Regions from separate parts of the Homo sapiens genome. Here regions 1, 2, 4 and 5 are each linked to region 3. The links are chromatin contacts, found by Hi-C or POLR2A ChIA-PET in ENCODE. All regions are on one chromosome and are shown on one strand. Each heading gives the region's core, a stretch centred on a gene start or an enhancer-like site at or near the end of the contact. The rest is flanking DNA. Distances are from core to core; before and after follow the strand shown. Region 1 holds the start of ARHGAP1 (Rho GTPase activating protein 1). Region 2 holds the start of ATG13 (autophagy related 13). Region 3 holds the start of NUP160 (nucleoporin 160). Region 4 holds the start of LRP4-AS1 (LRP4 antisense RNA 1). Region 5 overlaps PHF21A (PHD finger protein 21A).

Region 1 (5,101 bases), core at 1,692-4,191, 1.1 Mb before region 3:
AAAACAGCCCAAAAAAACCCTCTTCTTCCTCTCCCTGTCCCCTGTCCTCATCCACTACCCCTGGTTACCACCAAAATATAATCCCTTCCCAAGAACACAGAGAAGAATGATCCCTCACGGTCAGGAATGCATTTCTCTGAGTGATGCCAAAGCCCAGCTCCCTCACTCCCCTTCAGCCTTCAACCCTTCAACCCTTCAACCCTTCAATATCTACATGTGCTTCCTGCCATCCAGCCAGGAGGCTGTGGGAGCTGCTCCCCATAGCGACCTCCAGCTGGGTAATAAAGACAGAATCCAGCTCAAAGCAACCCCCTCCAGGCCAGAGCCTTCTCTCTACCCTTTCTATTCAGCCTGTCACTGCCCAGGGACCAGGGGCTCCTTCAGCCCCACCTACAGCTATCCCAGAGACATCTTTCTGCACAAAGTAGGTGCTGATGCCATGAAATGATGAGGTAGTATGGAGAGCTGGATTATCATCCTGCCTAAGCCAGTGAGCTGCAAAGATGCTGAGCAAGTCCTTTTCCTACTTGGGCCTAAATTTCCTCCTCTGTAGAGGCAATGGCGCCTCCCAGAAATATAATTCTCCAGTGTTCAGAAATACTTTGTGCTGCAGTGAACAACAGGATTAGAAGGAGCAGCCGGGGCCGGGCACGGTGGCTCATGCCTGTAATCCTAGCACTTTGGGAGCCCAAGGTGGGTGGGTCACCAGAGGTCAGGAGTTCAAGACCAGCCTTGCCAACATGGTGAAACCCCATCTCTACTAAAAGTACAAAAAAAAAAAATAGCCAGGCATGGTGGTGGGTGCCTGTAATCCCAGCTACTCAGGTGGCTGAGGCAGGAGAATCACTTGAACCCAGGGGGTGGAGGTTGCAGTGAGCTGAGATCAAGCTACTTCACTCCAGCCTGGGCAAAAGAGCAAAACTCTGTTTCAAAAAAAAAAAAAAAAGGAGCAGCTGGGAGCTGGGGTGGATGTGAAGGAGGGAGAAGGACACCATCTAAAAGGGAGCTGAACTTGAACTTCACCTCTTTTCCAGTGACTGCTCTTCTATGCTGTCAGTTCTTCCAGACATGACCTCCCTCAACGCCCCCACATAACCTCCTTTCCCAGCATAACTAAGCCCAGTGGTTCCCATCTCCCAGTCAGACTGGCCCCTCCCACTACCCCCAACCCACAGTTTAACTTCTGAGCCTGGAAGTTAAACTCCCATTCAGTGGGAGGGTGAGGAAGCTAGCACAGGGAAATTCTAACATCAAGTAGTAGAAATGAAGTATCCTGCCTGTTTAAGACACCAGCCACCCACAAGCCTGCTCTACTCTGTGCAAAATACACCCAACTCTGAGATTAATTTTTCCATTCTCAGCAGGTAAACCTTTACAAAAATCTTAAGGATCACCTTAGGCAATCACTTTTAGGAAGTTGTAGACTTTTCTGAAATTGGTAACATGTGTGGACTTTTTCCCTAAGAAAACTTAGGAGATGTATGCAATTTTAAGAGGTTCATACACCTTCTGAGAATCACTGTTTAAGAACTTCTGGTCTATTCAGAATGACACCTGATATATAGTAGATGCTATCATTTGTTGAATGAATGAACCAATTAATTCATCTCCTAAGTAAAGAAGGGAACCCACACTTGTTGAGGGCCTATATAGGACCATGAACTGGGGACACAAACTCAACCTCACGATAGCACTGATGAGGCATGTTCTACTAAGCTCATTTTACAGTGAGGAAAGAGAGGACCAGCCGGGCACGGTGGTTCACGGCTGTAATCCCAGCACTTTGGGAGGCCGAGGCGGGCGGATCACAAGGTCAGGATTTGGAGACCAACCTGGCCAAGATGGTGAAACCCCATCTCTACTAAAAATACAAAAATTAGCCGGGTGTGGTGGCGCGCGCCTGTACTCCCAGCTACCTGGGAGGCTGAGGCAGAAGAATCGCTTGAACCCGGGAGGCGGAGGTTGCAGTGAGCCGAGATCACGCCACTGCACTCCAGCCTGGGCGACAGAGTGAGACTCCGTCTAAAAAAAAAAAAAGAAAAGAAATCATATTCTCAACGTTGGAATCGGCCTCCCAGTTGCAAATCCCACCACAATACAACAGCAATTACAACTCTCAACTACAATTATGTTTGCATAGAGCTTCACGGTTTACAAAGCCCAGGTTACGTTTTGCAATTATCCTGTTTCACAGATTAAGAAGTTGAACTGAGGCCGGGCGCAGTGGCTCACGTCTATAATCCCAGCACTTTGGGAGGCGGGGGCGGGAGGATCACGAGGTCAGGAGTTCGAGACCAGCCTGGCCAACATGGTGAAACCCTGTCTCTACTAAAAATACAAAAATTAGCCGGGCGTGGTGGCGGACGCCTGTAATCCCAGCTACTCAGGAGGCTGAGGCAGGAGAATCGCTTGAATCCGGGAGGCGGAGGTTGCAGTGAACCGAGACTCCAGCCTGGGCAATAAGAGTGAAACTCCGTCTTAAAAAAATAAATAAGTTGAACTGAAAGCGTGGCCTAATAAGTGGCAAGGAGGAACACTTCCCCCAAATTTCTTCTTCTTAGTGCTTTGCCAGATCAGATCTGGGAGATTTCCCCCTCCCGCCGGCTTGCTGGATGACAGCGATCCGGCCTGGACTCTGCCCTGGGGAAGGCAGGAAGAAGGTAGTGAAAATGATTAAGTCCTCTTATTGCAGGCGCCAAAATGGGGCAGAAACCCTGCAGGAAGGCCAGGCCTCTGAGCCCAGTTCCACCCCCGTTCCCCTCCTCGGATCTGCTCCGGTCCTCCCCATCCGGACCCCATCCCTTCGGACGACCTGGCCAGCTCCTTTCCTTTCCCCATCCCCACCCGGGGAGACCCCGCGCCCAGCAGCTCACCGCGCTCGGGCACTGCTCCCTCTGCCACGCCTGTCAAGGCTCGGCAAACATCCGGCTCCGCGGTGGAACGGGAACCGCCCCCTCCCGCTCTCTTCTATCCCCAACCATTTCCGCCACACCTCCAACCCACTTCCGGCCCCAAACATGGCCTTTCCAGGAGCCCCGCCCACTTCCTGCACATGCCCGCCTAAGTTCCTGCCTCGGGGAGGTAACAGCATAACTGTCCGACTCGTCGCTCCCAAAGAGATGGCTGGAACAATTAGTTCCGCTTTCCCAGCTAGTCGAATCACTGGTGCACCTCCGGAATCCGAGGTTCGCATTGCTCTCGGACAGAGTTCTGCCTCCCCAGTACTCCCAAACTCCCAGTCCTGTGCACCAATGAGGTCCAGCTCTGAGGCTTCTTTCCTGAGAAAAAAATTTGGAAGTCCGTGACTGTTTCCTGGAGGAGCTGAGAAGAGGAAGCTCACTTCCGGCGTAGGGAGGCTTTCTGACCCGGAATGGAGGAGGCGGAGGAGCTGCTCTTGGAGGGGAAGAAGGCGCTGCAACTCGGTGAGTGACCTGCGATGTCCGCGACCCTCAACCTTGGCCCAGGTGGATCTGACGCTCTGTGGTCAGCTTTCTCCTCAGTCTTCTCTCCTCCGGATCCCAGGATCCTCCAGTGCCCTCAGAGTCGCTGGGGGCTTCTGAAGAGCCCTTGAGCCTCCTCAAAACTTTCAGGGCCCTCCTTAGAGCCCTCACCTGTCCCTCGGGCTCCGCAGGCCCACCTGGACCTGCGGTTTCCTCCCACACTTTTCCCCACCTCCCACCTTCTTGGGTGGCTCCCTCACTGTCTTCCCTTCTCTCTGCAGCCCGCGAGCCGCGCCTGGGCCTGGACTTAGGATGGAACCCTTCCGGAGAAGGCTGTACGCAGGGCCTCAAAGACGTCCCACCCGAGCCGACCCGAGACATCCTCGCTTTAAAGAGCCTTCCCCGGGGCTTGGCCCTTGGCCCCTCACTCGCCAAGGAACAGCGCTTGGGGGTCTGGTGTGTCGGGGACCCCCTGCAGCCCGGCCTGCTGTGGGGGCCGCTGGAAGAGGAGTCTGCCTCCAAGGAGAAGGGCGAGGGAGTAAAGCCACGGCAGGAGGAGGTATTGAAGGATAGAGCGACTTCCCTCCGCCCTTGAAAATGTAGGGGAGGTTTGGACATTGCTAGACAGCTTTTCAATTTGAAGAAAGAGAGTATTTCAAGAGATAGGAGATAGTCTTGTCCCTTCTCTTCAGGACTGTCTCCTCTCAGCAGCAGTAGTTAAAGAATCGAGGTTTGAAAAGTTGTTGAAAGCTGGAATCATACAGTGTCAGCAGTGAGTGAGGAAGGTCAAGAGCTAAGGTTTTTGGAATTAAGAAAGCATGGGATCAAATTCCAGCTTTGTCACCTAGCTGGTTAAATTACGTGCCGCATTTAATTCATCTGTGAAACAAAGCAGTGGCTCTCTTGGGATTATATGGAGGAGCTGATGAAATAGTGAAGATAAAAGGTTTCACTGCACAATAAGTACCATTTTATTTTATTTATTTTTCTTTTTTCTTAGACAGTCTTGCTTTGTCGCCCAGGCTGGAGTGCAGTGGCACGATCTCGCCTTATTGCAACCTCCACTTCCCAGGTTCAAGTGATTCTCATGCCTCAGCCTCCCGAGTAGCTGGGATTACAGATGTGCACCACCACACCCAGCTAATTTTTGTATTTTTAGTAGAGACAGGGTTTCACCATGTTGGTGAGGCTGGTCTCAAACTCCTGGCCTCAAGTAATCCGCCTGCCTGGGCCTCCCAAAGTGCTGAGATTACAGGTGTGAGCCCCCGCGCCTGGCCCAATAAATACCATTTTAAAAAGCTGGTGTTCCTTATTACTTTTTCTGTTTAGTACTCACTGGAAGACAGTAATGTGTTCAATTTAGTAATTCTCCATACCCTTGGGAGGGAGGTGAGGAGACAGACTTTTTGGTCCTTACTGAATGAAGAATCAGACAGCACTGTCCTGTTAGAGGAGAACCAGAGGCTTCTAACCTTCCAGGAGTTTCATCTTAAATTTGTCCCAGGAAAGTTTCATCTAGTTTCTTTTTTTATTCCTACCCGACCCCTCGAACACATTTGAGAAGGACTTTTGTTGGTTTATTTCAGAACCTGTCATTAGGCCCATGGGGAGACGTGTGTGCCTGTGAGCAGAGTTCTGGCTGGACTAGGTAAGTCAGAGGA
Region 2 (4,951 bases), core at 419-2,918, 1.2 Mb before region 3:
AACTGTGAGGCCCTTTCCACAAGTGCTTCAGTGACATTGGCAACACAACGACTCATAGACGCCTGACTGATTCCAATGGCATCTCCCATCCGAGTCTGGAAGGAACCTGAGGTATAAAAACCCAATGCTGCAAGGACCTGTGTCTCTGGGCTAATAGCCCTGGATCGCTGAGTAGGCCTAGAAAGATTCGCCCCCAAGAGCTCCACCAAGTAATAAATGAACTGCCGTGGAAACCCATACATGGACATCAAGTATTCATCAGTCACATCATCCAGCTTAAAACGGTCCAATGTCCGGTGACCACGGCCATATAGCAAGAGGTCACAGTCAAGCACTGTTATTGGTATAGCCATGGTAAATGTGAATGTTGGCTCTCCTCTTTGCTTTTTCTGAACTGTTCCCAATGAAGATGTTGGTGCAAGAACGTATTTTTAAGAAAGTATCAGAATCCAACAGCTAACCACAGTTAAATGGCTCTGCCATTTATAATCTTCTCTCTGTAAATGTTAAAAGAAAAAACATTAGGAACCTACCAAAGACTTTAAAGTGACTCAAAGGCTGGAGCAGCTCCTTTTCTACAAATTTCCATTTTGTTGAGGCAAAACGTACTGTACTTACAACTCCGGATTTTTCTCCACTAACTCATGGCTGCACGACAGGCTTGCTCTGATTCAAGGATAATGGGAATTCAATCTTTGTGGCTCATTTAATGCTTGGCATTTCAATTGAGAACACCAAAAGAATAATGGAGGTGATGACATAATTATTCACAAGGTAAAAGAGGTCGGCTTCTAACTATATAGGCCAAGAAGCAGCTGACATATGTCATAACCACCTTGGGTAAGAATTGGTCACGGGTTTCATTATCCAAAGACTTCTGGTTTCACCTGACAAATACAGGACAGATGCTGGGGTGTTCAAACCAGTCTAACAAGAAAAGAAGGGGCAAAAAAAAAAAAAAAAAAAAAAAAAAAAAAACAACCAAAGTCCACAACCCAGCCTTATGGACGTACACTGTGTGCTGTAACAAAAGGCTTTTCCCTCACTCCAAGAACTCCAAATCGTGAACCTGAGGGCCAGGAAGTACGGAAGACCAGACACATTGGAAGTCGGGAGCGAAAAAGAGGCTGGCCGAACCAGGTTTGGGAAGCGACTCTGCCACTTTTAAAGGGCACCCTAAAAACGGATGTCAAAGTCTGATTGCGCCGGCCACTCAGTTAGCCCAGGCCCGTCACCCACCTCTCCGCGGCTGCCAGGTTACCAGCCACACTTCCCACCCACCCAGCCGGGTTGGGCCCTCCTCCGGAACCGGCGACTGCACAGAGGCCGCCACGGCGCGCAACAGCGGCACCGCCCCTTCCGCGTCAGCGCCCGCCCCGCGCCGCGCCCTCACTGCCGCTGCCGCGGCTACCTGCGGTTCATCTCCGCACATTCCACACGCGGCCCAAACGGTCTCTCTCTCTCTCTCTCAAACACCGCCTTTCCGTCTTTGTTTTATCTTGAGTAGCTTAGAAAGATTGGAGAAGAAAGCTTACGTGGAATGAAAATCAACTTTTATGGATATTTTGAGGACTAAAAGAATAAATAGGGCGTCCGTACTGTAGCGAAAGTGCGACTAAGGTTAGGCATCTGGATTTCCCCCGTAGCCCTCTTTCACCCCCCCCCCCCGGCCATTACCGAAGCGGATGAAAACAAACACTAACGATGGCGGCGCCGGGAAGCGACCGGCTGCTGGGCTTAAGGCGGGAGTGACCGCTTAACCAGTGAGGGAAGCACTGAAGAGCGCCAGTCGACGTGGGTGCGACAACTCGCGGAGTCTTAGGAGCAAAACGTCTGGGGCCTGCGAGCCAGGACCCTTCTGAAGCCTTAGGTGTCTATCGGCGACGTGTACGGTCACTGCAGCTCCGGAGCGCGGAACCCTCAGCCAGGAGGCGCGGCTGGTCGGTCCCAGGTCCCGGCCTCCGTAATGAGAGCCCGGAACCACTCTTTGTGCCGCAGCTTCGCAGGTACTAACTTTTGCGGGGGATACCCCAAGATCTCTCAGCGCCCCCGGGTGGGAGGCTGTGGATCTGCGGCCCCTTGGCTGCTGCTTCGTGGAAGTAGAAGGGATTAGCCACGGTTCAATCCCCTGGGCCCCTGAGTTTTCTGTGGGAAGTTGAGTTGGTCTAGGCCCCGTTGGCCCCTGCTTGTTTGGCAGAGAATCCCCTCCACCCCAGAGCTTTCCTCTCCACTTTTTCAGCTCCTTGGGTTAGGTCGTCAGGCGTTTTGGAGGTAATTTGGGGGGCCATAACTCCGGGGTTGGGTGCCAATATGAGTGAGGTAGGTTTTCATTCAATCAAGATTTGCTGAGTGCCAAATATGTACTCCGCGTGTAGGTGAGGGTGACTGTTGACTAGTGAAAAAAGGGACCCATGGTTCACGACTGTCTTCTTACTGGCAGTGGAACGACCTGTGGAAACCTGTGATCCATTCTCATTAAATAAATCTCTGGGTAAGTGGCTAAGCACCTTCTTGAGCTCATCACTAATTCTTCCCAGTTTTCACTTTTCCAGTGAGTTCCCAGTTAGCCTGGTCAATTCAGCGTAGCATTTCACTTTTGGTATTTCTTCGTTCTCTGGCCACCCCGCAGCCAAAAAGAAAAAAGAGATTTTAAAAAATTACCTATTTTCTCATTACACTTAGTTTAAAACTCATCTCCTAAGGTGATAGAATTTATTGGACACCTTTAGTGGGAGATGTATTATAATAAGAAACAACAAGCTCTTCCTTTACACTAAATTAGCTTCCAGATTTTGTGTGTTGTTTTATGACTGTTAGTCCTTTTCATGTGTGCATGTAGTGGCTCCAGCTCAATTATGAGGTTTTTTTTTTGTTGTTTTCAACTCTCCATTTATCAGCTCAGGAGAAGTCTTTTAGTTTTTTAGATTTTAAAATTTTTATTATTATTATTAGAGATAAGGTATTGCTGTGTTACCCAAGCTGGAGTACAGTGGCGCCTTCATAGCTAACTTTAATCTCAAACTCCTGGGCTCAGGGAATCCTCCCACCTCAGCCTTCTAAAGTGTTGGAGTTACATGCATAAGCCACAGAGTCCGGCCCAGGAGCTTAATCTCGAAGGAAGTTTACTTGAACTTTAGGTGTGGAATATTCGAAAGTAACTTCCAACATGGGGTGTGGAGCTAAGTAAGATGAATTTACATAAACCGTCATTTTTCCTGCATGTGCTTAGTGGAGGAGAGTGCATAGAGTTGCTGGTCATTGCTTCCTATCAAATTGTGGAAACCAATAAAAACTGAAAATATTCTGCGAGAGAATAGAGGTACTGTAGCCAGGAGGAATGCAAAGGAGGCTGCCCAGAGGGAATCAAACCTTTCTAAAGTTTGGGTTTTAAATATTTAAAAGGATTTTAAGTCCCTAAAGGGATTTAAAGGTTATTTTAAATAATTAGCTGATTTTTTTTTAATGTCCTTGGAAGGTAGATTTCTTGCTTTTTTTTTTTTTTTTTTTTTTTTTTTTTGAGACGGAGTTTCACTCTGGTTGCCCAGGCTAGAGTGCGGTGGCGGGAACTCGGCCCACTGCAACCTCTGCCTCCCGGGTTCAAGCGATTCTCCTGCCTCAGCCTCCTGAGTAGCTGGGATTACAGACATGTGCCAGCACGCCCAGCTAATTTTGTATTTTTAGTAAAGATGGGGTTTCTCCATGTTAGTTAGGCTGTTTGTTCTTGAACTCCCGACCTCAGGTTATCCACCCGCCTTGGCCTCCCAAAGTGCTGGGATTACAGACATGAGCCACCACTCCTGGCCGATTTCTTGCTTTTAACTGAAGAGTAAATGTGGGCCAGTTTATTAAAAATCCTCTGAAGGGGCCGGGCAGGGTGGCTTACACCTGTAATCCCAGCACTTTGGGGGGCCGAGGCAGGCGAATCATGAGGTCAGGAGTTCAAGACCAGCCTGGCCAACAAGGTGAAACCCCGTCTCTACTAAAAATACAAAAAGTTAGCTGGACGTAGTGTTGGGCGCCTGTAATCCCACCTACTCGGGTGGCTGAGGCAGGAGAATCGCTTGAACCCAGGAGGTGGAGGTTGCAGTGAGCCTAGATCACGCCATTGCACTCCAGCCCGGGAGACAGCGCCCCTCTGTCTCAAAAAAAAAAAAAAAAAATTCCTCTGAGGACCAATATAGGTTACATAGGCAATTTGTCTGTGTTTTTTGTTGTTGTTTTTTGCAATGGAGTTTCACTCTTGTTGCCCAGGCTGGAGGACAGTGGCATGATCTCGGCACACTGCAACAACCTCCCCCTCCTGAGTTCAAGCAATTCTCCTGCCTCAGCCTCCCAAGTAGCTGGGATTACAGGCGCCCGCCACCACGCCTGGCTAAGTTTTTGTATTTTTAGTGGAGATGAGGTTTCACCGAGTTGGCCAGGCTGGTCTCCAACTCCTGACCTCAGGTGATCCACCCGCCCTGGCCTCCCAAAGTGCTGGGATTACAGGCGTGAGCCACCGCGCCAGGCCTGGCAATCTCTCTTATCCTGGTATTTTTTTGTATGCCCTTGGTCATAAGAGAAGGGATGAGAATGTGAATTACCACTGCTTAGAAAAACAACTCAATTGGGCTGGGCGCGGTTGCTCACACCTGAAATCCCAGCACCTTGGGAGGCTGAGGCAGGCGGATCACCTGAGTTCGGGAGTTTGAGACTAGCTTGGGCAACATGGAGAAACCCTGTCTCTACCAAAAATACAAAAATACCTGGGCGTGGTGGCGCATGTCTGTAATCCCAGCTACTCGGGAGGCTGAGACAAGAGAATCGCTTGAACTGGGGAGGCAGAGGTTGCTGTGAGCCGAGATCATGCCATTGCATTCCAGCCTGGGCAACAAGAGTGAAACTCCATCTCAAGAAAAAGAAAAACAACTCAATTAACGTGCATGGTTGACTTAACAGGGTCTCCTCAGTA
Region 3 (4,617 bases), core at 1,153-3,652:
CAAGGCAAAACCCCATCTCTACAAAAACAAATAGAAAAATTAGCTGGGCATGGTGGTGCATACTTGTAATTCCAGCTACTTGGGAGGCTGAGGTGGGAGGGTCACTTGAACCCAGGAGGCGGAGACTGCAGTAAGCCATAATTGCACCAATGCACTCCAGCCTGGACAATGGAGCCAGACTGTCTCTCAAAAAGAAAAAAAAAAAAAAGCAGAAAGAAAAAAAAATTTTTTTTGTAGAAATGGGGTCTTGAACTCCCGGCCTCAAGAGATCCTCCCACCTCAGCCCCCCAAAGTGCTGGGATTACAGGTGTGAGCCACTGTGCCCAGCCAAAATATTTAATTAAATGAAATTTGTATCTCTAACATAAAGTCACTCTTTTGAGCCTTAGACCTGTAAACTTCAATGCCTACTTGACATTTCCAAAGGGCTGCTCCCCAGGTACTTCAAATTTACTATGTCCAATAGAATTATTCATATCTATCCAAAATCCATCTTCCGGGTATCTCTGTAAATGGCAACCCCTCCCCACTCACATCTGGTTAGTCACATGAGACACCAGGGAGCTGTCCTTGTTCTCTCTTCTTTTACCATCCCTTACCCCATATTCAATCCACCACCAAGCCCTAGTGAATCTATCTTCCAAAGGTATCTTGAATCCATCTACTTTTCTATTTCTAGTCATTCCCACAATTGAGCCACCAGCAACCCTTACTTGGGCCATGATAAAAGCAAAATTTTTTTTGTATTATACCCATCTAATCCAAATCCACTTTCCACAAAGTAGACTGAGATCTTCTAAAAATACATTTAAAAAAATTTAGATTCAGGGGTACATGTGCAGGTTTGTTACATGAGTATATTGTGTGTATATTCCTATATACATGAGGTTTGGGCTTCTGATGATCCTGCCGCCCAAGTTGTGAACACAGTATCCGATAGGTTTTCCAACCTTTGCTCCCCTCCCTCCCTCCTTTTGGAATCCCTAGTGTTAACTGTTCCCATCCAAAAATGCAATTTTGATGTTAGTAACTCTTTAAAAATCTTTCAATTATTACTCAATGTACTTAGGATAAAATCCAAAAATCCTTAAAAATGGCCTAAGGGTCCCTCATGGTCCGAGTCCTGCCTACCTCTCCAGCCTCAGTATCTCACATCACTTTCTGTTTTACCCACTGCACTTAAGCCACACAGATCTTTGGTCAGTTCCAAACCCGCCACATTCTTTCCACTTCATGACCTTTGCATATGGTGATCCTACTTGCTGGACTCCTCTCTGTCCACTCCCCATGCCTGGCTAACCTCGTGTCCTTTAGATCTCAGGGTAACTGTGAATTCCTTAAAGCCTTTCCCTGCCCCACTAATTATATTTGGTCCTCTTATTAGCCTCTCATAACCCGTATATTTTTCCTCTAGGGCAAGTTTTCCTCCAAAAAATTTCCCCATGAAAAGTGGGTCTACATCTATTCTGACATTGCTACAACGTCTTGCATGATGAAAATTGCAGTTTTGTTCATTTCGTCCTGGTACCTAGCACAATGCCTGACATATTGAAGCTCGAACGTATTTGTACAATGAAGGAAGCTGTAAAGCACTATAAAAACATAACGGGTTCATGTTTAAAATTGGTCTTATGGGCTTTATTCCCCTAAGCTACATTTCCTCTGCTTCTGGTGTTGCTTGGTGTATGTGTGTGTGGGGGTGGGGGGGGGGAGGGGGAGAGGTATCTCTTCTAGAACTCTGTGTCTCAGTTTTCCCGATTCTGATACGAACTGAAAAAACAATCTTTCTCTTTCCCTAAGTGTCAATTACCGCTTCTAGAATAGCACTTTGGGTACAGCGACGAAAATTTATACACCAAACCCTACCTTCCAGGGGAGTTTGGCGAACCACAACACTTACCAATGAATGAACCTGTTTCTGGTTACGGAGAACAACTTGCCACTCTCCACGTAGTAAAAGCCTCCCGCGCTTTCACTGTATTTTACGGCGCCAGCCACGGCATTTGCAGTCCCTGCAAAATGAACGTGGTCAGCCTGCACACGCGTCTTCTGAGAAATGACAGGGACTAAGGGAGCTGACAAAGCAGAGAGTGACAGACTGACAACCCATACAAAGAAAAGAGGAAAACGTCGGACATCAAGGAATCTCTGATCCCGGGGCTAGAGGCATGTGGACTCAGGAGGATGAAACAGGGCGTCAGGGACCCTGGGACCCATGAGAGGAGCCCGAGGGGACAGATGGGATCGCACCCTCCCTGGCCATTTCCGTACCAATGCTGCAGACTGTGAATTCCCGAAAGTGCCTCGGCCTTTCGCGCTCAGCTCCGCTTAGCTCCACGAAGCTCCGTTCCAGGGCTCCCGCCGCCGCCATCTTCCCGCCGTCGCCGCGACGCCCAACGGAACAAAGGCAGGGCCGCGCGGTCGCCGTCACTTCCGGGGGTGGGGCGGGCGGAGCTGCGGACAGGTGAAGCATTCCGGGAGCAGAAAGGCGGCTCCGGCCCTTCGTTGCGAGGCTTCCACCGGGAGAATGAGGGTGGGCAGCGAGGAATCCAGAAGAGAAGGGGGCAGGGGAGGCAGACTCTATCTGCGGGAACCTTCCAGTGGCCGGCTGGAACGCCTCCGGAGGGCGGTGCTCTTTTCTCAGCGGCCGCAGGGCAGGGGGCGGGGCCGGGTTTGTTTCTGTTTCTAAAACGCGGGGCTCAGTCGACCAGGAGGGGCGAGGTCCGGGGAGTCCCGGCCTTTCGGCGTCCTCTGCCGGATCCCGGGTTTATGGTCACCTCTCCCTCGGTTAGGGTGTCCGTCTGTAAATCTTTGGCGATCCTCCCTTCGCTCTTCAGTGGCGACACTTGGGATGGCGGGGTGAGGAAGGGGTAGTGAGGGAAAGGCCTTTGGTTTTGGTCTTTCCCCTCCCCAAGAGACTGTATTCGTGTATTCCTGTATAATGAAACGTAATGTGGTAAACCTTGGTGCTGCCACTTGCTGAGGTTACCTGAGTGCTACTCACTTGGATACGTGAAAGGAATTTGCCATTCCTTCCACCCGTGATCTTGCACTTGGCTGTCAATGCAGTAAGGGCCCATAGTGGGTGTTTAGAAGATATTGTGGGAGTAGATGTTCAAAATCGAGGAAAATGCTAATCTCCAGCGGGGAAGGTTTTGTTCCTTAGTGATAGCCAATAGAAGTTAAAGCACTTCTATTACCAGTGACCACAACCATTCCCTGTCATTCTCCGTTTCATTTATCTGGTTCCGACCATCATTTTCTATCTTTCCACTTCACTCCCTCTGGGACACCAACTTTGGCAGTGCAGTCCCCTCATTCTACCTGGAATCCATTGTTCTACAAAATCTTCACTGTCCCACACTTCTTTGGTGTTTCTTTCTTATCCTGAATACCATTAAATTACTTCATTGCCTAACTCTTCATCGGTAAAAACTACAACTTCGACTACATTCAAATCTGTAGCTGAACATGACTGGAGAAAACTATACACCCGGGTCGGGCGTGGCTCCCAGCATTTTGGGAGGCCAAGGCGTGAGGATCACTTGAGGTCAGGAGTCCGAGACCAGCCTGGCCAACATGGTGAAACCCGGTCTCTACCAAAAATAGAAAAATTAGCCGGGCGCGGTGGCTCACGCCTGTAATCCCAGCGCTCTGGGAGGCAGAGGTGGGTGGATCACGAGGTAAGGAGTTTCAGACCAACCTGGCCAACATGGTGAAACCCTGTCTCTATTAAAGATACAAAAAATTAGCCGGGCATGGTGGTGCACGCCTGTAATCCCAGCTACTCGGGAGGCTGAGGCAGGAGAATCGCTTGAACCTGGGAGGTGGAGGTTGCAGCGAGCCAAGATCGCGCCACTGCACTCCAGCCTGGGTGACAAAGCGAGACTGTCTCAAAAAAAAAAAAAAAAAGAAGAAAGAAAAAAAGAAAAATTAGCTGGGCATGATGGTGCGCTCATGTAATCCCGGCTACTTGGGAAGCTGAGGCAGGAGAATCGCTTGAACCCGGAAGGTGGAGGTTACAGTGAGCCAAGATCTCGCCGTTGCACTCCAGCCTGGGCAACAAGAGCGAAACTCCGTCTCAAAAAAAGAAAAGAAAGAAAACAGAAAACTATACACCCATACTGACATGCCTCCCTGTAACTCCATCAGGACCATGTACCTTGAGTGGGCCCATAATGCTGCCCAGCAAACACATTGTATTTGCCTTCTCCATTTACTGTTCTAAATGAATATTTCATAACTCCTATAACCTCCATTGCCTCCTTTGTCATCCTGACTCTCAGCTTGCTTCTTCATTTAGAAAATTAAAGCAGAGGCTGAGATGGAAGGATGGCTTGAGGCCAGGAGTTCAAGACAAGCCTGGGCAACATACCCCCATCTCTAATAAAAATTTTTAAAAAACTAGCCAGGCATAGTTGTGTGCCTCTGTAGTCCCAGCTATAGGAGGTTTCTTGAGCCCAGGAGTTGGAGGATACAGTGAGCTACAATCCTGCCACTGTGCTCCAGCATGGCCAGAAAGACACCCATCTGGAAAGAAGGAAGGAGGAAGGGAGGACTTCCTCTATAATGACATCTCCCCACCTACCAGCATCTGTAACCACATATTTTGCCTTC
Region 4 (4,916 bases), core at 2,095-4,594, 1.0 Mb before region 3:
TGAGCCCAGGAGTTCAAGACTAGCCTGGGAGCCAAAGGGAGACCCTGCTGGTCTCCCACCATTAAGGGGTTCCAAACAAGTTTGCTATATTTACCCCAGTTTGGAGAAATTGTAAGTCAGGAGGCAGATTACAATGAGAAATCTGATCTGAAATTGTGGAAACAATAGGTAGATGAGTCAAGATAAAGACTGGCAAATGGGCAAGGGTCTCTTGGCTCAACCACCTGCTGGGGACCCCAAGCCTTCTGTATATAAGTAGGTAAAATGGTCAGGGAGTGGCAAAAAGAAATTCCTGGGACTCCTTCATATGGAAGCCCCAGGTACAGTAGTACCAAGAGCCATTGGTGAAGCCCCGAACAGGGCTACAGTTAGATTAAGAGAAGGCCAGGCGTAGTGGTTCACGCCTGTAATCCCAGCATTTTGGGAGGCCGAGACAAAAGGATCCCTTGAGCCCAGGAGTTCGAGACCAGCCTGGGCAACAAGGCAAAACCCCATCGCTACAAAAACTAAAAAAATTTGCCAGGCATGGTGATGCACGTCTGTAGTCCCAGCTACCGGAAGGCTGAGATGGGAGGATCACCTGAGCCCTGGAGGTGGAGGCTGCAGTGACCCATAATAGCAGCACTGCACTCCAGCCAGGGCGAAAGAGTGAGATCTGATTGAAAAAAAAAAAAAAAAAAAATTGAGAGAACACAAAGATGTAAGTGTTGACAGAACTATGAAAGTTGGAAGCTGTGTCTCCTATATGTAAATGTGTTTTATTAGGAATGGATATTATGTCTGGCTGGGGAACACTTCCCCTACCTAGTATTGCAAAAACAAAACCTGTTGATAAAGTCCTAATAGAAGCTACAGTTAGAAAAGTGAGGGTTAGCCAGGTGTGGTGGCTCACACCTGTAATCCCAACACTTTGGGAAGCTGAGGCGGGTGGATCATTTGAGGTCAGGAGTTCGAGACCAGCCTGGCCAACATAGTGAAACCCTGTCTCTACTAAAAATACAAAAAATTAGCTGGGCATTGTGGTGCACACAAGAAGTCCCAGCTACTTGGGAGGCTGAGGTGGCAGAATCGCTTGAACCCAGGAGGCAGAGGTTGCAGTCAGCTGAGATCGCACCACTGCACTCTAGCCTGGGCGAAAGAGCAAGACTCTGTCTTAAAAAAAAAAAAAAAGGAAAAGAAAGTGAGTGTTGATGGAATTAAGATAAAAGTTTACAGGAGAGTTGGTATATTCAAACACACTTCATATGAGAGCATAAGAGCTCCACACCCTTCTCCCATACCTACAAGCCCTACGCCTCTCTTCATCTGTATGCTTTGTAGCATCCTTTACAATAAACCGTGAAGGTAAAAAACAAACAAACAAACAAACAAAAAACACCAAAAAAACAGGTGCTGCTAAAACTGAACTGTCAGTAGTAGAAGACTGCGATGGAATTACCACACCCACTGTTCATAATTCAAACATAATTCAAAACTGATCAAGACTTTAAAGTAATGGAGAATAAAGTAAAAGGCATGTTAATTGTTACGGAATACCTTTGCTTGCCATTGCCTCAGTGAACAGCCTTTTAAAAAATTTTTTTTCTTTTTTTTGAGACAGAGGGTCGCTCTGTCACCCAGGCTAGAGTGCAATGGCGGGATCTTGGCTCACTGCAACCTCTGTCTCCCGGGTTCAAATGATTCTCTTGCCTCGGCCTCCCGAGTAGCTAGGATTACAGGCGCCCGCCATCACGCCCAGCCATTTTTTGTATTTTTAGTAGAGAGAGAGAGAGAGAGACGGGGTTTCACCATGTTGGCCCGACTGGTCTCAAACTCCTGACCTCGTGATCCGCCCGCCTCGGCCTCCCAAAGTGTTGGGATTACAGGCGTCAGCCACCGCGCCCAGCCTAAAATCTTATTTAAAAATTTTTTTACATGAGTTTACCAACTAGATTTAACTTATGGTTGCAAAATAAATTGATTTCACCTTTATCTATATCATTAAATTTGGTAAAAGCATTACAGTTTGTCCAGTCACTTCAGAGAAGTCAAAGTCTTCTACAATTTCTTAAAGTTTCAAAAGATTCTTAGCTTAATTTATTGGCTCTTTAGGTCAAAAGAAGGACTTTTCAGGGTGATGAAAATGGAGGAAGGAGGAGCTCACCTTTCTAAAAATGAGTTTTCAATTACTATAATTATGCATAAGACAGGCAGCATTTCTGGGCCAAGATTTGATGCCTTGGTCCCATGAGAATTAAATTAGAGCCACGCATAAATTTGGGGCAAGTTCTGCAAAAACCACTTCAACCTCTATTGATGCTGAATAAAAAACTCATTGTTAAGATTCATCAACACGAATATATTTTCTAACACACACTAGCCACTCTGGCAACAACCCTTTCATCATTTTCTATCCAAGAAACACAACGGAATGCATTTCAATCCTGCTCAACAATTACCACGATTACAAGTAGAGGGGAGAGCTCAAAAGTAAGAATCTAGTTCACCGAGCCCGACCTTAAAGTAGCAAGGCCCAACCCACACTGCTGGCTATTGTATTGGTTCCCCAACACCTCCAGGGCTGGAAGGACACCAGAACGCTCCCGACACGTTGAGAGAGAGAAAGCCAGTCGTTAAGGGCGGGGTGGTGGATGATCGGAATCGTTCACATCGCAGCAAGCCAGCAGGGACACAGGTGTGCGGCCAGGCCCCGGTGCCGCTGTCCTTGCTCCAGGGCGACAAGGCCCTTCGCAACCACCACAGCCCTCGTAGGCGCTTACTTATTCATTCACTTGACAATTACGCGAGAGGCACTCTAGCAGGGCCGGCTCTCGGGGCCCCCGCCCTAGTCTTGGTAAATCGCTGCCGCCAGGCGCGGCCCTGCACCGCCCGCGCCCCGCGGACGCTGCCACCCGCGCCACGCTGCGGCGCGCTCTGGCCACCTGGAGCCCAACCCCGGCCTCCGCCGCACACGAGCGCCCACGCCCCCGGCCCTGCCCGCCGCAGGTCCCCCGGCCTCCGGCTCGCTTCGCCGCCTCAGACCTGCCGGGTTCGTGGGGCAAGTGGGGCGCGCGTCTGGAGACCTCCAGCCGCCCAGGATTCAGGGGCTCCTCTGCGCGCGCGATGCCTGCACTCGAGGGCCTCGCGGGTGGGGCAGGCCCACCGACCACTCACCTCAGCTGGGTCAGAACCAAGCGGCCTGCTCTAAGCCGTTTGAAACCGCTTGGGCCGCCGCACACCCCGCAGTGTCCTCGTTCTTTATTGGTCCTCGACGGACCGCCCATCGGACTTTTATTGGTCCATTTGAAAGGCCTGTGGGCACGCGCCGCCCGCAGCCTTAAAGGGGCCGCGCGCAGCCGTGTTTCCCTCTGGACCAGACGCCGCCTGCACGGGTGGGGACGCTGGTCGCTGCCGGGGGCAAGTCTGCCGACTCCAGAAAGAAAGGCGAAAGAATGTGTGTAGACCCGGGCATCCTTGGTCGTCAGCATGTTTGCTTTATTTAATTACAGATGTTCAGGCTGCTGTCAACACCCGACAATTTTTTTTGGTCATTTCATTCCCTAGAGATTGTGAAGCTAAGTGCTGTGAGGGAAACCAGAGGCAGCTGAGATGTCGTGGAAGTAACAGCGAATGAAGCCAGGATGCTGGATTCTGACCTTGGAACTGTTCTGAGTAAATCACTTTTCTCAGTAAATCTTCTGGAGTTGTTTCCTTATCTGTAAAATGGGATAACGATGTTTCCCTTACAATTTAATGGAGGAGTTAATATAACTAATAGAATGTCTGAGAAAAGCCTTTGTGAACTGTAACGCATCCTGCAAATGCTTAATATTCCCTTATAAAAACGAGAGGCTTGGTTAACATGATCTCCAGAATTTTAGCTTAGCTCTACATTCAGTGTTTCTGTGAATGAGTTCAGGTCCTTACTTCCAAGGAATTTGTAATCTACAGTGGTTGGAGGAATATAACATACAGACTAGTCACTAAAATTCAAAGCAGTGTAATAACTGTATAAATGAAAAGCTATAAATGCTTAGAGACAGGAGAAATTTGATGGGGGAGGATCTGTGAGGAAGATGAATTTTTAACCTAGGATTTAAAGAATGTGTAGATTCCCAACAGGCTAAAAGATGGAGAGAGGATGGATAAAAGTAAATGAAACAATTACATGTTTTTTCATTGTCAAGTTGGCAGAGATGAAAAAGTTCAACAGCCTTTGGTTGGTCAAGATTTGGAAAAACAGGCTGGGTGCAATGGCTTATGCCTGTAATCCTAGCGCTTTGGGAGGCCGAGGCAGGAGGATTGCTTGAGGCCAGGAGTTCAAGACCAACCTGGGTCTTGCTATCAAGACCCCATCTCTGTTTTTAAAAATATAAAGAGATTTGGAAAAATGGACACTCAAAGTCAATATTGGTAAGAGTATAATTGGTACAAACCTTTAGGAGGACAATTTGACAGTTACTAAAATGTACATAATCTAGTTCTGGCCCAGTAATCCACTATGAGGAATTTATCGTACAGATCTGTGCAAGTATGCAAAGAAAAATGTACAAGGATGTTTACTGCAATACTGCTTTTTTTTTTTTTTTTTTTGAGACAGTCTCGCTCTGTCGCCCAGGCTGGAGTGCAGTGGCGCAATCTCAGCTCACTGCAACCTCCGCCTCCCGTGTTCAAGCGATTCTCCTGCCTCAGCCTCCTGAGTAGCTGGGACTACAGGCACGTGCCATCACACCTGGCTAATTTTTTGTAGTTTTAGTAGAGACGGAGTTGCACTGTGTTAGCCAGGCTGGTCTTGATCTGCTGACCTCGTGATCCTCCCGCCTGGGCCTCCCAAAGTGCTGGGATTACAGGCGTGAGCCACTGCACCCGGCTTTTTTTTTTTTTTTTTCTGACAGAGTCTCTCTCATGTCACCCGGGCTGTAGTGCAATGGCGTGAT
Region 5 (4,943 bases), core at 1,910-4,409, 1.9 Mb before region 3:
CCCGGCAGGACGTGGCCTACCATGTGGTGTACCGTGAGGGGCCCCTATACCCCGTCAACCAGCTTCGCAACGTGGCCTTGGCCCAGGCCCTCACGCCTTACGTCTTCCTCAGTGACATTGACTTCCTGCCTGCCTATTCTCTCTACGACTACCTCAGGTGGGCCTGCAGGCAGAGAGGGGAACAATATATGGGGTGGACGTGGACGGGGCATGCGTGGGACCCCAGGCTTCCATGTCCCTGCTCCTTTCTGGGCCTCAGTGGCCTCTGTCAATTGGGGTTTGTATTAGGCTGTTTCTCTGGGCTGTCAACAGGGAGGCCAGGGCCGGCTTCAACAGCAGCTCCACCTGTGGTTGTGCCCACCCGTCGCATCAGGCAAGATGGCCCATGGTGGTCTAGTCCTGTGGCTAATGCCCTGATGAGTGTCACTGGCCCAGTCCTAGATGCCCCGCTCTTCTCCCCTGCTCATGGGTGCTCCTCCTCAGGGCCTCCATTGAGCAGCTGGGGCTGGGCAGCCGGCGCAAGGCAGCACTGGTGGTGCCGGCATTCGAGACCCTGCGCTACCGCTTCAGCTTCCCCCATTCCAAGGTGGAGCTGTTGGCCTTGCTGGATGCGGGCACTCTCTACACCTTCAGGTAGGAGAGGCTACTTCTCTGCCCACTCCACTCACTTGCCCACACTGGCCCCCACTACCCACGAGCTCCTAGCCTCAGCCTGGCTCCCACCCGACCCTGCTGCACAGGTACCACGAGTGGCCCCGAGGCCACGCACCCACAGACTATGCCCGCTGGCGGGAGGCTCAGGCCCCGTACCGTGTGCAATGGGCGGCCAACTATGAACCCTACGTGGTGGTGCCACGAGACTGTCCCCGCTATGATCCTCGCTTTGTGGGCTTCGGCTGGAACAAAGTGGCCCACATTGTGGAGCTGGATGCCCAGGTGAGGAGGGCACCTTGCTGCCTCCACCTTTGACTCGAGCACCTCCAGGTCCAGGGAACTCACGACACCTGCATGGGGGACCACACCACTAGGCAACACTGTTAGAAATGTCCCCCTTCTGTGGAATTAAAATAATCTGCCCTTTGGCCCTTGCTTTAGCTCTCAGGGGCTACAGGGTAAGCCTGTTCTCTGGAGCTGCACCTTCCCCGCAGGCCAGGCAAGCCAGGCAGCCACTGCTCCTCTGCCCCACCCTGCAGGAATATGAGCTCCTGGTGCTGCCCGAGGCCTTCACCATCCATCTGCCCCACGCTCCAAGCCTGGACATCTCCCGCTTCCGCTCCAGCCCCACCTATCGTGACTGCCTCCAGGCCCTCAAGGACGAATTCCACCAGGACTTGTCCCGCCACCATGGGGCTGCTGCCCTCAAATACCTCCCAGCCCTGCAGCAGCCCCAGAGCCCTGCCCGAGGCTGAGGCTGGGCCGGCGCTGCCCCTCATCTTAGCATTGGGCAGACACCAGGGCAACCTGCCCTCCGCCATCCCTGCTATTTAAATTATTTAAGGTCTCTGGGAAGGGCTGGGGCAGAGCATCTGTGGGGTGGGGTCTTCCCCTTGCTGCTATTGTATGGCTGGGGACTGGTCTCTCTCTGCCCCAGCCAGTTTGGGGCTGGTTCCCCCATCTTGAATTGTTTATCCCTTTTTCATAATTAAAGTTTTAAAACATCTTTTTTGTGTTCCTGGTTTGGGGGAGCAAGGGCACTCTGGGGCTAGGGCGTCAGTGCACAAGGGAGGTGCTACATCCAGCTGGGGTCACAGGAGGGCCTGGGCCCTTAAGGGCAAGCACCCCCCCGCCCCCCACCCCCAGACAGCCAGTCAGGGAGGGCAGAGGCTGGGACTGGAATGTGTCCTGCCCACCCTCCCCTGCCCCAAACCCAACACCATGAGGCTGAGAGGCTTTATTTGGCTTTATTTAGTAAAATGTTAAAATAAATAAATACAAATTGATCAGCTGCTCTGTATCCCCCCCCACCCCCTCAAAACAAAAACCAAACAAACAAAAACAAAAACTTTGAAGCACAAAACTCCAAATACAAGTCTACCAAGACTGAAATCACAAAGGGCATGGACAAGAGACAGGGTTGGGGTCTGGCTGGCTCTTCTCTGCTAGGAGCTGGCTGACCTCTGGCCTGCCCGTCCCATCCCGCCTGACTGCAGCTCACCCTGGGCTGAGGACCCACGGACACCGGAGAGAGGTGAGGGTCCAAAGGCTGCTGGGGAAGGGGTAGGGGGGTGGGGTCCTCAGGGAGGAAGGGCCTTGTGGGAGGGGGCGCCAAGTGGAACTGGAGAGCCCTGCTTCCGTTTAGAGGAGGTATTTTTCAGAGTTCCTACCCCGGCTTTCTGGAGGGCAGCCCCAGCTTCCTGCCCCTCACTTTAGCAAGGGGCCAGAAGACTGCCCAGGGCTGCCCACTCCTGTCTTGGAGAGGAGCTGACTCAGAGGACAGTCTAAGTCAGGGTGAGGATGGGAGTCCTGCTTCCTGCCAGGGGTGCCCGGCAGAGGGACAGGGGCGAGGTTCACACAGAGCAAAGTTGCCTCCACTCAACAGAAGCCACGGGATCTGGAGAACCCAGGCCCTGGAAAATGCACCTGGGCCACCATCCATCTCATTACCCTAAGAGCCTTTTGCCCCTGGGTAAAAAGTCTCCTAAATTCAGCCCTTTAGATAAATAAGAAGGACCACGCCCTATAAGAGAATGAAGAGAGGAAACCACTGAAGAGTGTGTGTGAGCTGGGAGGTGACAGCCCAAGGGAGGCTCTGATGGCCCCAAGAGAGAAGTATCAGAGGTGGCTGGAGAGGCAGCCGTGCATGCGGAGACGGAAGCGTGCTGCAGACACGGTCACCCTCACGGAAACAGCTGTGTGTAACCACCTCCATGCACGCTGCCTGTTGGGCCTGAGCCAAGCAGCAGCAGGGACAGAGAGGCAGGTGTTGCAGGGAAACCAGGCACACGATGGTGCCAGCTGGAGGCTGCCAGGGCGGCCCCACCAGGGACTGCCCCTAACTGCCTCCCTATGTCAGGTACAACCAGCAGGCTTACCCCAAAGGGCCTGATAAGGAAGGAAGAAATCAAAACCCCAGAGGAGCTCAGCACAGGTGAGACAAGACCCAGCAGGCTCCATGAAAGAAAAAGGACCCACAGGCAGCAAGAATGCAGAGGTGGAGATGACAGCAACATGGCCTCACTGTTACCAGGATGCAGCGCCTGGACAGGAGCTGGCAGGGGACTCCCAGTCATCACTGCCACCAGGGCGCAGCGCCTGATCAGGAGCTGGCAGGGGACTCCCAGTCAGGGCCCAGTGGGCAGCCGCTCCAGCTCTCTGAAGTGACTACAAAGCCAGCTGGTCTCAAAAGTGGCTGTCAGAGCAGCTAAATTCTGGGCCGTGGGGAAAGAGCAGCGGAGGGAAGGAGGAGGAAGCAAGTGGAGGTGGCTGGGGTGGGGCAGTGTCACGAGCGTATGTCTCAGGTGGTCACAGGCCCCCCCCCCTCCCCGCCCAGGTCTGAGGGGACAGTGAAGGACAGGGAGATTGGGTGCCAGGGGCCTCTTCTTTACAGTAAAGCAGTGTTTTGGAATTTGAGTGCAGAATGTAGGTTTGGGGGCTGGGTTGCATCTCGTACTCCATACTAGCTGACTCCCAAAACAGCTCACATCTGAATGTCAGGAAGAATCCACAGCCCAGCTGCAGGCGAGGTCAGAATGTACCCGACACTGCTGAGGGCGGCAGGCAAAGCCCTGGTCAATTCCTAGCCCCGTCCTCCGACCCAAGACTCCTAAGGCAGCTCCTCTCTGAGCAAAGGCCTCTAGTGATGATGGTTTCCCAACTTCTTTCAGGAAAAGGTAAGTTAGGTGTTGTGTGGCAACCCCCAGATGGGCCCAGACAAGTTGAGGGGAAGAGCTCTAGACAGGGCAGACAGCCTGCTGCTGGTCTCTGATCCTCTGCCAACGATTCCTCCAACTAGTCCAGGCATCTCCAAGGCTCCCTGACTAGACACAGCACCTTGGTTTCTGAATGAGAAAAGGGAACTCTTTCCCCCTCAGCCAATCAAGCAGCCAGGGCCTAACTCTGAGGCCTGTTCAGCCTAACTTAATTCCTTCTTCTGAGGCCCCTGGGAAGATGAAAGGCGATGGCTGATAGAGATGAGACACATTTTACTCTAAGAAGTGTCTCTTCTCTGTTGCATTTGCTTTCAGATCTGTCTTTGTCTCTCTGGGCCTAATTGGGTGGGAGAGAAGCTGATAGGATCGTTTCTACCTCTCCTAGACTCTGGCCATTCCCAGGGCCTGGAGTGGGCTTGGGGGAGATGCTCCAGCAGGGCCAGGGTACAGAGCCTCCACCGCCCTCCCATCGGCCAGGGGCACGCAAGGGGCAAAGGTCTCCAGCGAGAGCACAAATCTGACACAATTTACTTCTGACAAGGCAAGATGAGAGAATGGTCTGAGTCTTTCACAACCCTGGTTTTCTCAAGGAGAGGCCACAACCGGCCAAGCCGAGGCAAGCGCAGCAATTCTAGCCCAGGGTCACCCAGGAGGCTTGTGGGTGGGTGGAGTGGAGTAAATTTCTGGTGCCTGGAGCCAACAGGCAGAGAAAGGAGTGGGAGCTTCAGACCTCTCCCCAAAGGCAAGACAGAGCGAAGGCCACGCTGGGGCTCTGTCTCAGAGACGTACCCTCAAAACATGTCACTCCTCCTCTGTTCTAAGCACCAAGGGCTGATGCAGCCAGCCTGTACTCCCGCACCCTCCTGTCACGGCCAGGGTGCGTGCGCACCACAGAGCTCCGCTGGCCAGTTCCCTCGGAGGTGTCCCCCAGGCACTCATAATGCTGGTGGCTGAAAGACCAAAAGCAGCACCAAAGGAAGGGATCTTATTTAGGCACCAGCCTTTTGCTCTAGCAGAATCTGAGAAGACCACGGGTAGGGCCCTGATACCATCCACGCTTCCATTTGGGCTTCA

Evidence for each region. Hi-C counts contacts between places; a loop is a spot of excess contacts on that map. ChIA-PET counts read pairs that join two places held with the same protein, here RNA polymerase II (POLR2A). Pooled maps may share reads with other maps.
Region 1: a map of naive thymus-derived CD4-positive, alpha-beta T cell shows a loop between it and region 3 (16-fold over the local background). The contact joins the promoter of ARHGAP1 here to the promoter of NUP160 in region 3. A Hi-C loop is called at or near these places in 1 of 168 maps with a recorded cell type or tissue (naive thymus-derived CD4-positive, alpha-beta T cell), 1 of 37 single-sample maps with no recorded cell type and 9 of 50 pooled maps.
Region 2: a loop to region 3 is called in a map with no recorded cell type, with 25 times the contacts of the local background. The contact joins the promoter of ATG13 here to the promoter of NUP160 in region 3. A Hi-C loop is called at or near these places in 2 of 37 single-sample maps with no recorded cell type and 6 of 50 pooled maps.
Region 4: a pooled map shows a loop between it and region 3 (5-fold over the local background). The contact joins the promoter of LRP4-AS1 here to the promoter of NUP160 in region 3. A Hi-C loop is called at or near these places in 4 of 50 pooled maps. POLR2A ChIA-PET finds 5 or more read pairs at or near these places in 3 of 52 experiments (A549, K562 and activated B cell).
Region 5: a pooled map shows a loop between it and region 3 (3-fold over the local background). The contact joins the enhancer-like site here to the promoter of NUP160 in region 3. A Hi-C loop is called at or near these places in 1 of 50 pooled maps. POLR2A ChIA-PET finds 5 or more read pairs at or near these places in 2 of 52 experiments (GM10248 and GM12878).

Annotation. Positions count from the first base shown.
Region 1 is chr11:46,697,678-46,702,778 of GRCh38, forward strand. It overlaps ARHGAP1 (Rho GTPase activating protein 1), which reads right to left and starts at 2,942. Exons shown (of 13, transcript NM_004308.5): 1 at 2,874-2,942. It overlaps ZNF408 (zinc finger protein 408), which reads left to right and starts at 3,354. Exons shown (of 5, transcript NM_024741.3): 1 at 3,354-3,422; 2 at 3,722-3,999; 3 at 5,027-5,088. The coding sequence starts at 3,371. RefSeq lists a silencer at 2,698-2,817 and an enhancer at 3,148-3,437.
Region 2 is chr11:46,615,885-46,620,835 of GRCh38, forward strand. ATG13 (autophagy related 13) reads left to right here and starts at 1,669. Exons shown (of 19, transcript NM_001346311.2): 1 at 1,669-2,006. It overlaps HARBI1 (harbinger transposase derived 1), which reads right to left and starts at 1,343. Exons shown (of 3, transcript NM_173811.4): 1 at 1,240-1,343; 2 at 1-497. The coding sequence starts at 353. RefSeq lists an enhancer at 1,476-1,655 and a silencer at 1,635-1,929.
Region 3 is chr11:47,845,948-47,850,564 of GRCh38, forward strand. It overlaps NUP160 (nucleoporin 160), which reads right to left and starts at 2,403. Exons shown (of 36, transcript NM_015231.3): 1 at 2,272-2,403; 2 at 1,901-2,012. The coding sequence starts at 2,371. RefSeq lists enhancers at 2,341-2,900, 4,363-4,412, 4,443-4,492.
Region 4 is chr11:46,843,067-46,847,982 of GRCh38, forward strand. It overlaps LRP4-AS1 (LRP4 antisense RNA 1), which reads left to right and starts at 3,345. Exons shown (of 3, transcript NR_038909.1): 1 at 3,345-3,433; 2 at 3,544-3,651. CKAP5 (cytoskeleton associated protein 5) reads right to left here and starts at 3,214. Exons shown (of 44, transcript NM_001008938.4): 1 at 3,154-3,214. RefSeq lists enhancers at 493-1,398, 2,457-3,034, 3,489-3,608 and silencers at 2,869-3,018, 3,199-3,278.
Region 5 is chr11:45,927,437-45,932,379 of GRCh38, forward strand. PHF21A (PHD finger protein 21A) reads right to left here. Exons shown (of 19, transcript NM_001352027.3): 19 at 1,883-4,943. LARGE2 (LARGE xylosyl- and glucuronyltransferase 2) reads left to right here. Exons shown (of 14, transcript NM_001300721.2): 11 at 1-157; 12 at 484-633; 13 at 741-936; 14 at 1,194-1,660. The coding sequence ends at 1,409. Among named protein-coding and RNA genes, the nearest start is that of LARGE2, 7.3 kb to the left of the region's middle. RefSeq lists enhancers at 2,522-2,711, 3,062-3,151. Within about 2 kb of position 3,160, at least 18 of the 41 ENCODE cell types and tissues checked have a DNase peak (open chromatin) inside an H3K27ac peak, as active enhancers do; they include GM12878, where a contact is called at or near this core.